Linked DNA regions of Mus musculus: region 1 is linked to region 2. The links are chromatin contacts, found by Hi-C or POLR2A ChIA-PET in ENCODE. All regions are on one chromosome and are shown on one strand. Each heading gives the region's core, a stretch centred on a gene start or an enhancer-like site at or near the end of the contact. The rest is flanking DNA. Distances are from core to core; before and after follow the strand shown.

Region 1 (6,087 bases), core at 2,245-4,744, 110 kb after region 2:
TGGTGTCTTGACCCACAGACTGTAAGTACTCTCACCACAAAAGAGAGAAAAAAAATACAGTAACCATAGGAGGGATTGGCTTCATAGCATCTTGTCTGTGTCCAAACACCACAGTGTACACTGCAAATACATATGATATTTATTTGCCAACTACATCTCAAGAAAGCTGGGGTGAGGGGCAGAGAGACAAGTTGAGCTGCCTCCTACACTCTCAAGAGGGTTCGAAGACAGGGGACGGGAGGGAGGGAGAACTTCAGGAAAGAACAAGTCCATGATAGGTTAGGCGTCTAGATAGATTTCCCCCATGGATATAAAAGGCATATGCTCAGTTCATAATAGAAGCAGGGAGTTGGGGTAATAACAGCTGTTTCTCCTAAAATTGTCCAATGCCTCTTCTGCATTGGCTGAGGGCATTGGAGTTACGGAAACCGTTCCCCATGGCCACCGGCATTGTCTTCTCCCTCTCCCTGGTCTCAGAATTCTCCCAGCAAAGCAGAACCGGTATCCTAGTGTGTTGCTATGGAAAGAATGGTAACATCACTTGGGAGATGGTGAAAAAAGGGAGGTGGGGGTGAAGGAGGAAGAAAAGAAGGGAAAAAAAACGGAACAGACAGGATTTCTTTTTAAGTGTTACTGAACTGGAAGAAACGTGGAAAACTACATGTACCCATGTCCAAAGTCAGCGGGCGTTAGGGTATGTCCCTGTCCTGCGGGAAAGTCTTCATGGAACATTTTGGTACCCATTGCTCCCACGCAATTCTGGGATGCTGTTAGATTTCCAGATTTTCTGTTTGCTAAATGGACCGTGCAGTGGCCATTTTGAGAAATAGAATCCTATTCCCTGTGTCTTTTTTTTTTTTTTGAGGGGGGAGGGGTTGGTTGGTTGGTTTTATTTTGTTTTAAGCCAGGGCTCACATAGCCCAGGTTGCCCTCAAACTCACTATGAGGTCAAGCATCACTTTGAACTTCTGATCTTCCTGTCCGTCCTGAGTGATGGACTTTCAATCATAAGCCTCCACTCATGGCTTATACAGAGGTGGGGATTAAACTCAGCATGTTAGGCAAGCACCCTACCAACAAAACCGCTTTCCTAGCTCTTGGGGATATCTTTAAATAACCAGATTCATCTTCCTTTTTTTGTTCTCTCTCATTTCTCACATCGGTTTAACTCAACTTCAACACCCATGACTTGCTTCAGAAAGTTCAGCTTAGAGCCTGGGTTCAAATCCCAGCCTTGCTCAGCCTTGCTCGGTTCTGGCCCTCTGTGCAAATTAGCAGATACTTCTAAGCTTCTGTATGCATGAACTATTTTCAAAGACTGTGAAGTTCAGGGATGACATGTGACCGGGTAGCATCGGGGCCTGCACAGAGCTGTCCTTGGGGACTGTGGGGGTCATCGTGTCTTTCATCACACAGACAAGGCCAACCAGGTAGCCCCATCAGATGTGCACTCAGGCTCAGTCATTCCTCCGCATCTGTTAGGGGTCGCATGTGAGATGCCTGCATTGAGTCACCCGTTTGAACAGTGGTCCCTGGTGTTTGCGGCACTGTTTGGAGAGGTTTGGAATCTTTGGGATGGGAGACACAGCTGGCAGAGTTAGGCCACTAAGGATAGGTCTAGGACCCTTGCAAAGCTTCTGCCTCTCTCTGTTCTCCTTTACACCCTCTGCTCAGGTGGTCAGCACCTCCATAATGCTCTTGTTTCCTCACTACTTCTCCTGGAACCTAGCTAGCTCTAAAACAAGCTGCCGCCCACCCCCCTCCTTTCTCCTGGTCCACCAGGAGAAAGCTGACACTAAGTGGCCGTTGCAATATATGTTAAGGAAACTCCTCAGCAACAGTGGCTACAAGTCAGACAGCCTCGCCTCTGAGAACCTGGATTTGTCAGAGAAAGCTTGGTCTCCTTTGTTCTCTGCCTTGTCTGCAGTGTCTAGACTAGAGGTCTGGCTGTTGCGTCACCACAAGTATCTGGCAGTAAGGAGGGGTGTGCAGAGAGACCACGAGACACAGTGTGTGGTTCAATAAGAGCCCTGGAATTGTGTCATGAGAGATCAAGGGTCTGAGAGAAGGACTGGAATGAGATTCAAGGGAGAATAAGGAGCCACCATTTGTCACTTCTGAAAAAAAAGAGTCAGGGGATATAGAGACTTGGAGAAGAGGTGCACAGGACAGCCAGAGTGGGAAAGCATGTTGTATGATTTAGATACAAGGTCACGAGTTGGAATTACATCCTTGTTGTGAGTTATTAAGGGGAGCAGGAACTTAATCTGACTGTGGCCTTTAGAGGTGGGCTTTGGAGAGTGATTAAATTGGAAAGGTCATTAGAGTAGAGCCCTCGTGATTGGATCCTGGAGGGTTTATAAAAAGAGGAGGGAACAGAAGAGCCTCAACCGCTGTACATGCACCTCCTGTGAGTCTCTGCATCACTTCAGGACTTGGCCACTGAGAAGGTCATCACTACAGCTGGGCAAGGTGATGCAAACCTGTAATCAGAGCACTTGGGAGGTAGAGGCAGGAAGGTCACGAGTTCAATGATAGTGACATAGTGACATGAGTTCAAAAGTTTGAACTCTTGGAGACTGTGTCTCAAAACACACAGAGAGGAAGCCAGGGAGGTAGGGAAGAAGAAGGAGAGAGAGAGAGAGGGAGGAAAATGCTGTCACCAAATGTGGCTCCCTTGACCTTGGATCCCCAGAACTGTGACCCCCAAATCTCTTTTCGTTAGAAAGCACGTGGATATTTTGTCATAGTAATACTAGTAATAAAATTAAAAAAAAAAAAAAACAGACTAACTCACCATGAAAGGAAGCAATGTTAGTCTACCCCTGTAATCTAGTAAGACGTGAGCATGGCTTGACCTCATATGGAACCATCTAGAAGGTTGTGCATAAATAACCGAGCAAGGAGGGCATATTCCAAGTAATTCTGTGTTGTCATGCTAAGTGACAGAGAGCTTGGGGTCCCCACAGAGCAAGAAAATCGGGCGGTGATTTTACTTAGGATAAAGTCAGGGCTTGTTCAAAGGATCCCATACTTCTTTGTTGTCTTATTAATAAGTTGACGGCATGTCTGCTATATGCCAGGTTACATCACATACTTTACCTCAATCAACCAGAGTATTTGACTCCCACAGCAATCTTGTGAGTATTCATTTCTTGTTCCCCTTGTGGAGCAGATGAGAAAATCTGGATACCCTTTTGTCTCTGACCTGCTTTTTTCCTCAAACGAGCTAGCTGTCACAATGCTTTTCTAGCTTCTTTCTGTGACTCCAATCCAATGACAGAAAACCTGTCTCCCCCTTCCCTCCCTCTTCCCCTCCCCCCGCCCCCCTCCCCCCCCCCCCCCCCCGCCCCTGAGTGTGTGCTGTCCTCAGCCCTTGGCCCTTGGCCATTCTTGCTTATTCTCTCAGGCAGGGACCTCCTTCAGTCTCTCCTCCAGTTCAGCAGGTGGGCTCAGCACTGTGTCTCCTGTGCACATACGTGGAAGGCACCGGCCTTCCAGTTGGCTGCTCCTACAAAGCAAAAGCTACCAGCAGAGAACGGGTGTGAAGAAGCTCTGAGATGGATCATGGCAGAAATCCGCTTCAGCCTCCCTCTGGGGCCTTGTGGAGAAACAGGTTCTAGCATTTTCTGCAGTGCTCAGCAGGCAGGGTCCCGGGCCTTATGCAAATGGATATGTGTGAATATGCTCTGTGACCTCTGGTGCAGCAGAGGCCTGAGGGACGCCTTTCTGTCAGGATCATTATTGTTGCTAGTACAGAGGAATGAGGGCCATGGGGCCCAAAGGAATAGGAGATTTTCCGTAGGAGAACAGCGGCTCTCAAAACCACTCAGAGATACAAAAAGAATTATGCAGGAGTGGACTGCCTGCCGGAGGTTCTCTTCCAAGTTTAAATGCAAAGCATCTCTTCCTAGAATGCATCCACACTGGCCAGGCAGGGGAAGAATTCTGATGATGGTGACCATAAAAGGGGGGCTTTTCCTTCCTGCTGAATCCAAGCATGTTGCTGAAAACCCTCGTGTGTTTAGGAATAGAGAGGACAAGAGGGGGCTCAAATAGGAAAGAATGCATGCATGTACCCTCACTCCCAGGCCTTAGTGCAGCTCCAGGCTTGATCCATTCACCAAGACATCCATTCAGCAAAGCCCAGTAATGCCATCACCCACCTAGCCCATAGTTGGTCCAGGTGCCATCATAGACACCCCCTGCTTACCAACCTGGTAGCTGCTTTTGGTTGGGTCAGTCCAACTCTGTCTTTCAATAAACTGCCAGAGGTCACCTGCCAAAAGCCCCTTGGCCTATGTACCTATTTGTGAGCTTAGACTCCTCAGATTCTCCAGGCTCCTCATTTAAAATGAGCTCTGAATCAAGTAAGAGACCCTGCCTTATTTAAAAAAAAAAAAAAAAAAAGCCAGTTGAGGCACGGTAGCGGTGGCACACACCTTTAATCTCAGCCCTTGGGAGGCAAAGGCAGGTGAATCTTTGTGACTTTGAGACCAGCCTGATCAACAGGGTGAGTTCCAGGACAGCCAGGGCTGTCCAGAGTAGCCCCGTGGAAATAAAAAAATAATAATAATAATAACTGTAACATAAAAATGGGAGTTGAAGAAGGAATAAAAAGAAAGAGGGAAGGAGTGAGCAGGAGGAGGCAGCATCACCTCTGCACCCAGGATCTCATTTGTTCCTCTCCAGAGTCCTGAGACATGGTCAGCTTAGATGCAGTTCTGTCTCTAACAAGTCTTCAAGCAAATCCCTCCACCACCACCCCAAGCCTCCGACTAACAGGAGTCGATAGCCAGGGGCACCCAGCTATGCACCCGGTCATTGCTTTCTTGTTGAAGCCTAGGAGGTTCCAGGGCTCCTATCCTCACTCTGTAGGCATCTCTTGAAGATCCCCAAGAAGTCCACTCCTGAACCCGAGACTCTGATGTCACAGGTCTGGAAGTGTCTTCTGAATACCTGGGTATATTACAGGTGTGCTCTCCAATCCCCAAAGATCTTTCTGGAGAAACAATGAACGGGAGAGGACGGGGTATATGTAAGTCAGAGCCCAAGACAGATGAGGCAGAAGGTCCAGAGAAGAGGCAGCACGGAGAACAGCAGGCATGGGAAAAGAGATGGAGAAGACTCAGGAGGCTAGCTTAGAGACTGAGGGAACAGGGCAAGCTAGGGCACATCTCTGCGAAAACTGTCTCCCTAAAACGCAGACAGAGCAAGGCACCCACTGTCCCTACTGAGGCAGAATGTGGAGGCTAACGTGACAGACTTCGACCCTGTGGCTCTGGTCAAACAGGGTTGAGAATGCTAGCTCTCTGCTCAATAGGAGGAAGCAATGGTGGTATCACCATGGCTGGTGGGAGCCTCTCCTCTCCCCTCCCCTCCCCTCCCCTCCCCTCCCCTCCCCTCCCCCCTCCCCTCCCCTCCTCTCCCCTCCCCTCCCCTCCCCTCCCCTCCTCCCCTCCCCTCCCCTCCCCTCCCCTCTCCTCTCCTCTCCTCTCCTCTCCTCTCCTCGAGTCTGGAGAAGGTGCTTCTTCAGGCGAGCAAGGCTGCAAAACCATCATAGGCTGTTATTGGGTTCAGCATACCTTTGGGCTCATTTCCGTGGACACAGAATAGCCGCTTAAGTGTAGTGGCTCAAAAACCCTTGTGGGCGTGGAGTGGGAAGTTGAGGGTCAGATACACTACACTCACGTCAAGGTGAGGCTTCTGAGGGCCAGTGGGGAGTCCTTCCTGCCTCTTCTGTCTACTAGGGACCCGGTTGCATTCTTTAGCTTGCAAGACCAGTTTCAAACCATGGGAGGAAATTGTGTTCCCAAAATATAAGTTGCTCCCATGGTCGATTCTCCTTCCTCTCCTCTTTCTTACCCCCTCCTCCACACTCACTGTTAATTGTACCTCCCTCTGTCCTTCTCAGAAGGACATTTGTGGCCATATATAGGACCCACCTATGTAATCCAGAACAGCCCACCTCTCTCAGGAGCCTCAGTCACATTGCCAAAGCCTCTTTTCCATACAAGTTAAGATTCCCAAGTTCCAGAGCTTAGAACCTAGATATCTTCGGGAGCCATTTTTCAGGCCCCCATCCCT
Region 2 (5,610 bases), core at 2,343-4,842:
ATGGGAAGCATGTCTGACAATTGTTTTGTATTTCTCTCTCTCTCTCTCTCTCTCTCTCTCTCTCTCTCTCTCTCTCTCTCTCTCTCTCCCCCTCCCTCCCTCCCTCCCTCCCTCCCTTCCTTCCTTCCTTCCTTCCTTGCTTCCTTCCGTCCTTCCTTTTTTGGAGGAAAAATAAGCAGACCTGGAAAAAAAATGTGTTAAGAGAAATGAGCCAGAGTCAGAAAGACAAATGTGAATGTTTTCTCATATACAGAATCTAGATTTTTTTAAGAACATGAAAGTAGAAGGTGGAGCTGGCAAGATGGCTCAGTAGATGAAGACACTTGCCACCAGTTATATGAGAGTCATGGCACACAGACTCTGAGCACACAGACATTAGATAGATAGATAGATAGATAGATAGATAGATAGATAGATAGATAGATAGATAGACGGATGGATAGATAGATAGACAGACAGATAGGGTCTGGGAAGGGAACCAGCAGGTGATGAAGATTGTGGCGAGGGATAAATATGATCAAAATAGTGTGTGTGTGTGTGTATGTGTGTGTGTGTGTGTGTGTGTGTGTGCGCGCACACACACACACATGGGGGGGAGCGCAGGCACACATGTGTGCATGCGCACAGGTACTCAAGGAGGCCAAACCGGGGGAACAGATCTCCTATAATAGTTACAGGCATAGTTTCCTGCAGTCTGTGAACTGTCCAGTGTGAGTGCTAAGAACTAAATCCCATCCTCTGTGTGCTCTTAACCTCTAAGAGCCTCCTTTTACTGTTTTTGCTTCGGCACTGAGAATCCAATGCCTATTAAATTTTGGACCATTTAAAGACGTTACAGCACAGAAGCCCTCACCCCTCCCATCTCTGGGAGATGTGCACCCTGAAGGTACAGATCCTTCTGGGGTCACTGGCTTCCCTCACCCTGGCTTTCCCCATGCTATCTATATACAACCTGTTACTCAGCTGGAAGCAGGTGGCAAGGAAAGTCTCTCTTATAGAGACTCTTCCTAAGTGATTGCTCATCAAGAGGAAGTGGAGCCTCAAAATAGGAATTGCTTCTTTAAGGTTTCGGCAATTTCCATGGAAACAGCATGCTGAGTATACCTAATTTTAAAGGGCTGGGGGTGTTGGTGGAATGACCTGGAAGGGCATGCATAACAAGATAAATGGCGAGAAGTGTTGAGCTGGTGACAAGTTTATTGTTTGTCTGTTTGTCCTTTCACTATTCTGGCACACCCTTAAGTAGGGTGTCTTAGTTACTATTGGTGTTGAGATGGTAAAACGCTATGACCAAAAGCAATCGAGAGGTTAAAGGGTCTATTAGGCTTATAGGTTAAAGTCCATCATCAAGGGAAGGGAAGGCAGGATCTAAAGACACGCCCTGGAAGCAGAAACTGAAGCACAAGGCATAAGGGCTAGCTTGCTCAGCTTGCTTTCTTATACCACCTGACCCGGAGTAGACTGCTCCTGCTCACACATCAACCAAGAAAATGCCCCATAGATATGCACCACAGGCCAATTTTGTGTAGGGAATTCTTCAATTGAGGTTGCCTCTTCCCAGGTGACCCTAGATTGTGTAGAGTTGACAAAAAAAATCACCAAACTCAGTTAAAGATCCCCAAATACTGGTGTTGGATAAAAGTTGACAAGACTCTCAGATCATAGGTATCAGATGAGTCTGAGAAAGTCAGGGCACGATCCGGATTATAGTCACCAACAAAGATCTGAATGGAATCCTCCTAAGAACCCCGTCGGATTTTGTCTCTCGTAAGAAAGGAAGCACTAAAGCCAGTCCACAGTCAGAATCCGGTTTTCTGGGCTTTTAAACCTATCTAGGAAGAAAAAGACAGACGGACAAAGACGAGTGGGGGGCAGGGAGAAGAGAGAGGCAACCCCTCCACCCTCAGTTAGCAATAACCCAACTAAAGCTGGAAGGCAAGTAAGAAATTTAGCATGCGCGCTGATTTAATCTTAAATAGAAAAAAAAAAAACCTAATACGAAAGAAAAATGCCAGCAGAGGCTCCCTAGAGCCGTGACCATCCATCAGCCCCCAAAACCAGTCTTCCTCTAGACTAAGTCATCGCCATTGGCCACCCCGCAGTACACAGCCACCTGTTGCTGTCCTGGCGCCCCGAGCGGAGTCGCAAGCGGCCGCTAGAGTTCGTTCTAATTCCCCGGAGCAGAGCTGGCTGGGAAGCCGGAATGCGATGCGCCTGCTAATCCGCAGGATGGGAGGCAATTCCGCAGTCTTCAAGTCCCAAGCCCTCTGTTTTCTCCAGTAACTCCTAGTGTCAAATCTGGGTCCCAGAGTTAGCCTCCACCCCCTACGGTGGGCTCCAAGAGCGCTCACACCCAACAAATTCCCAAACGCCCCCAGAATCTGCGAAGGGGGAAAGGGTCTCTGAGAGCAAGAATGCACAACGCTGACAGGTTGCTAGGTCCGTCATCTTCCCTCGGATGCTCCCTTAGAGAATTTTAACCTTGCGTGATCGCCGGAGCACAGCAGCCGGGTCTCTAGTTCACGGTTCCCAGGGCTGCAAAGGGCAGACACCACACACACACACACACACACACACACACACACACACACACACACGCACGCACGCAGATGGAGGGCTCGTTTGGAGACCCCTCTCGCCGGGAACGCGGCTGTCCCAGCTCCGAAAATGACCCGTCTCGCTTCTGGGGGACTCCAGTGTGCGCGCTGCAGGCGTGTGCATTTTCCCGAAGCTGAGAATCGCTGTGAATTCGGGCCACACAAGTTTGAGTCAGCTCCCCGGGTGTCTTTGTTTGTTTATGGGTTTGGAGGGAAAAAGTTTGAAGATCTTTAACCAGACTGAGCTCAGGCGCAAGCGGAAATCCCCAGCAAAAGTGATCTAACTTCAAGTGGTTATGTAAGTGGGGCGCCTTCTTCCCCGCCCTATTCCCAAGCCCTCTCATTACTATTCCGGGAGTAAAACGCATCTCGATTTAAAAAAAAAAAAAAAAGAAAGAAAAAAGTTTTAAAGTATGTTGTTATTTTCTTTTGCCAGAAGGCGGGCGAAACTCAAGCAGAGCCCAGGGCGCGTGACGACCCCACCCGCGTTCTGCCCCCACGCACTGCAGAAGGACCTGGAGTCTGGGGTGTTGCTGGCGCCGGGCAAGCCCTAGCGCCCTGCGGTCTCACGGTCCGCCACTCCACGTGGTGAGGATCAACAGTTTGTTGAGCTCATCAGTGACACCTTGAACTTTTCATAAAGAAAATGGGTATTGCACCGAGAGGGTTTGGCCGCGGCAGCGCGCCGGGTCGTGCTCAATAGTCAATGATCTCGCTTGCGCCTCCCCCACCTCTTCCCGCAAAAATTCCAATGAGTCCGTTACTGGACTCAGACTTTTAAGCACTCCCCCCCCCCCAACACCCGGGATGACCACTCATCTGAGCCTTTAGGGGCAGCCTCCCCCCACCAGCAACTCCCTCCTAAAAATGACATTTTGCCGAAGTCTGCGGGGGGGCCTGAATTTCACTTTGTAACTTTCTGCGGAACCCGAGCCCGGGTGGCAGCTCCGGTGGTGGTATCGTATGCAAATACGCATGCTGACGTTACAGATCATGTGGGTTTTGGCGTAGATTCCCCACTGATCGAGGCATTTTCCCCCTTTTTTTCTTTTTTCTTTTCTTTTTTTTTTCTTTTTCTTTTCTTTTTTTTTTTCTTTTAAAAAATTCGATCAACCGTTCTCCGTACCGGGGCTTTTTTCTGTCTATCTGTCTGTCTGTCTGTCTGCCAGGCTGGCTTTCCCCCACCACCACCTCTTTCCCACGGAGCCCGAGTCGGGCGCCGGGTGGGGAGTGGGGAGTGGGTGGGGGGAGCCAGCAGAGTTCCATTTTGGAACGCCCGTGCCTCGTCTCCGCGTTCCCAGCCCGGGTCCCCGCGTTCGCAGCCCCGGCGCAGGTAAGAAACTTCGCCCCGGCGCGGAGCACCCGCAGCGGGCACCGCCAGCCCGGAGCCCGACACGCCGGGCGCCCGCCACTCCAGCCCAACTTTCCCACCGCCGCCGCCGCTCCCGAAAATGTGTTGTTAATGGGACTTGGCCGGGTTAGGAATGGGGGTGCGCGGGAGGGGGGTGTTCAGGCTTTTTTTTTCTTCTTTTTTTTTTTTTTTTTTTGAGGGTGGGAGGAAATCCGCGGTTTCGGGGAGAGGAGTACGGAGATTTTTTTTTTTTTTATGAAATAGTTTTGATTACAAGTTTGGATAAATGGAAGCCAGACCGAGGAGGAGGAGGAAAAACATGTCTACGTTTCCCTATGTCGACATAAGCCACAAAAAAATATGGCGTCCGCTTTCGACAGGGCGTTACGTAGACTCGACTCTGTTTTTTATTTATTTATTTTGTGGCCGGCTTCCTGCCTTCTTGGCCAAACTGCGGCGCTTTGTGCAAACCGGGCAGGTCCCGCGGGGACTCCACCGGGACGTGGCCCCGTCTCGGCGCTTTTTGGAAGCCTGGGGGCTGCGTGTGGCTGCACCCCTCCCTCCCCCGCTCTCCCCTCTGCTCCCCTCTCCTGGTGACGATTCGCCGTAATGTGGTGGCAGGAAGCATGACGCCGTGTTGAGGCTGCCTCTCCTCGCGTCGCTCCCGGTGGCTGCAGGCGGCCGGCGCGCAGCGCGGCGCGGGCGGCGGGCGAGGGACCTGCGGGCAGGGCCTGAGTGCGGCGCTGTGCCCACGCCCCGCTCAGGTGCGCGGGGAGGGGGATGCGGGGGACGCGCGGACCCCGGGGGCCCTGCTGTCCCTGGCCTGCCGGGACCAGCCGGAACCCGGGTCTCCCGCCTAAGTGGCCGTGGCGTTTTCCAGTCTGCCCCACAAGAGGTTAAGCATTGCTGGCTGGCGTTGGAGCGTCTTTGTGGCTTCCCCCAGGACTTGGGATCCTGAGCTTTGCAAACTTGCCCTTTCCCTAGCAGCTTTGCAGGAGACCAACAAGCTCGGAAAGTTGGAAAACAGGAGCATCACAGGAACGTCCCTTTGGCCCCCTAGCTGTACTGTGCTCTGAAGGTGGTGGAGGAGGATGAGGAGAGCTTATCCAACGGGGTGGGTGGAGGAGACCTGTCGCGGCAGCCAAGTCGTGATTTGCCCAGACTTCCACCTGATTGATTGGCTTCAAAGCTAGTGGGGTCTCTGTGTTCCACTGTTCCGCGAAGGCCTTTTGTTGGGGGCGGGGAGGAGGAGGAAACACCCCTCCCTCTTCAGAGTCAAGGCTCAGCTGGGGCCCCAGGCATCACTGTCCTTTAAAGCCCAGCGTTCTCCATTTGCTGCTCTCTGAAGATCTCTTTCTTTCTGGAAGTGAACAGCTCCTCAATTTTCAGGCCAGCTCCCTGTTGAAGCAGGATATAGGAGACTGGAATGCCTCTCTGTGACCCTCTAAGCTCTTGGACTTCCCACAACAATTCTCTTAAAACATACTCTCTCGGTTTTTTGGCTGCTCTAAGAGTAGAGCAGAATTTAATGCCATGGAAGTGAAGAGAGGCTGAGCGCTCCTGGAGACTTAAGTCAAAAGGTGATTTTCTGTTTCTAAGAGCCTCCAGTTTAAGCGGTTCAGACCCAGGGCAGTAATGTCAAAACGCATTTGGATGACGGCC

What was found. Hi-C counts contacts between places; a loop is a spot of excess contacts on that map. ChIA-PET counts read pairs that join two places held with the same protein, here RNA polymerase II (POLR2A).
Region 1: a map of left cerebral cortex shows a loop between it and region 2 (2.8-fold over the local background). The contact joins the enhancer-like site here to the promoter of Zhx2 in region 2. A Hi-C loop is called at or near these places in 6 of 37 maps with a recorded cell type or tissue (gastrocnemius, heart, left cerebral cortex and 1 more). POLR2A ChIA-PET finds 5 or more read pairs at or near these places in 1 of 5 experiments (Patski).

Annotation. Positions count from the first base shown.
Region 1 is chr15:57,802,911-57,808,997 of GRCm38, forward strand. All of the region lies in intron 2 of Zhx2 (zinc fingers and homeoboxes 2), which reads left to right. Among named protein-coding and RNA genes, the nearest start is that of Derl1, 86 kb to the right of the region's middle. Within about 2 kb of position 3,495, at least 1 of the 3 ENCODE cell types and tissues checked has a DNase peak (open chromatin) inside an H3K27ac peak, as active enhancers do; it is gastrocnemius, where a contact is called at or near this core.
Region 2 is chr15:57,691,075-57,696,684 of GRCm38, forward strand. It overlaps Zhx2 (zinc fingers and homeoboxes 2), which reads left to right and starts at 3,593. Exons shown (of 4, transcript NM_199449.2): 1 at 3,593-3,930.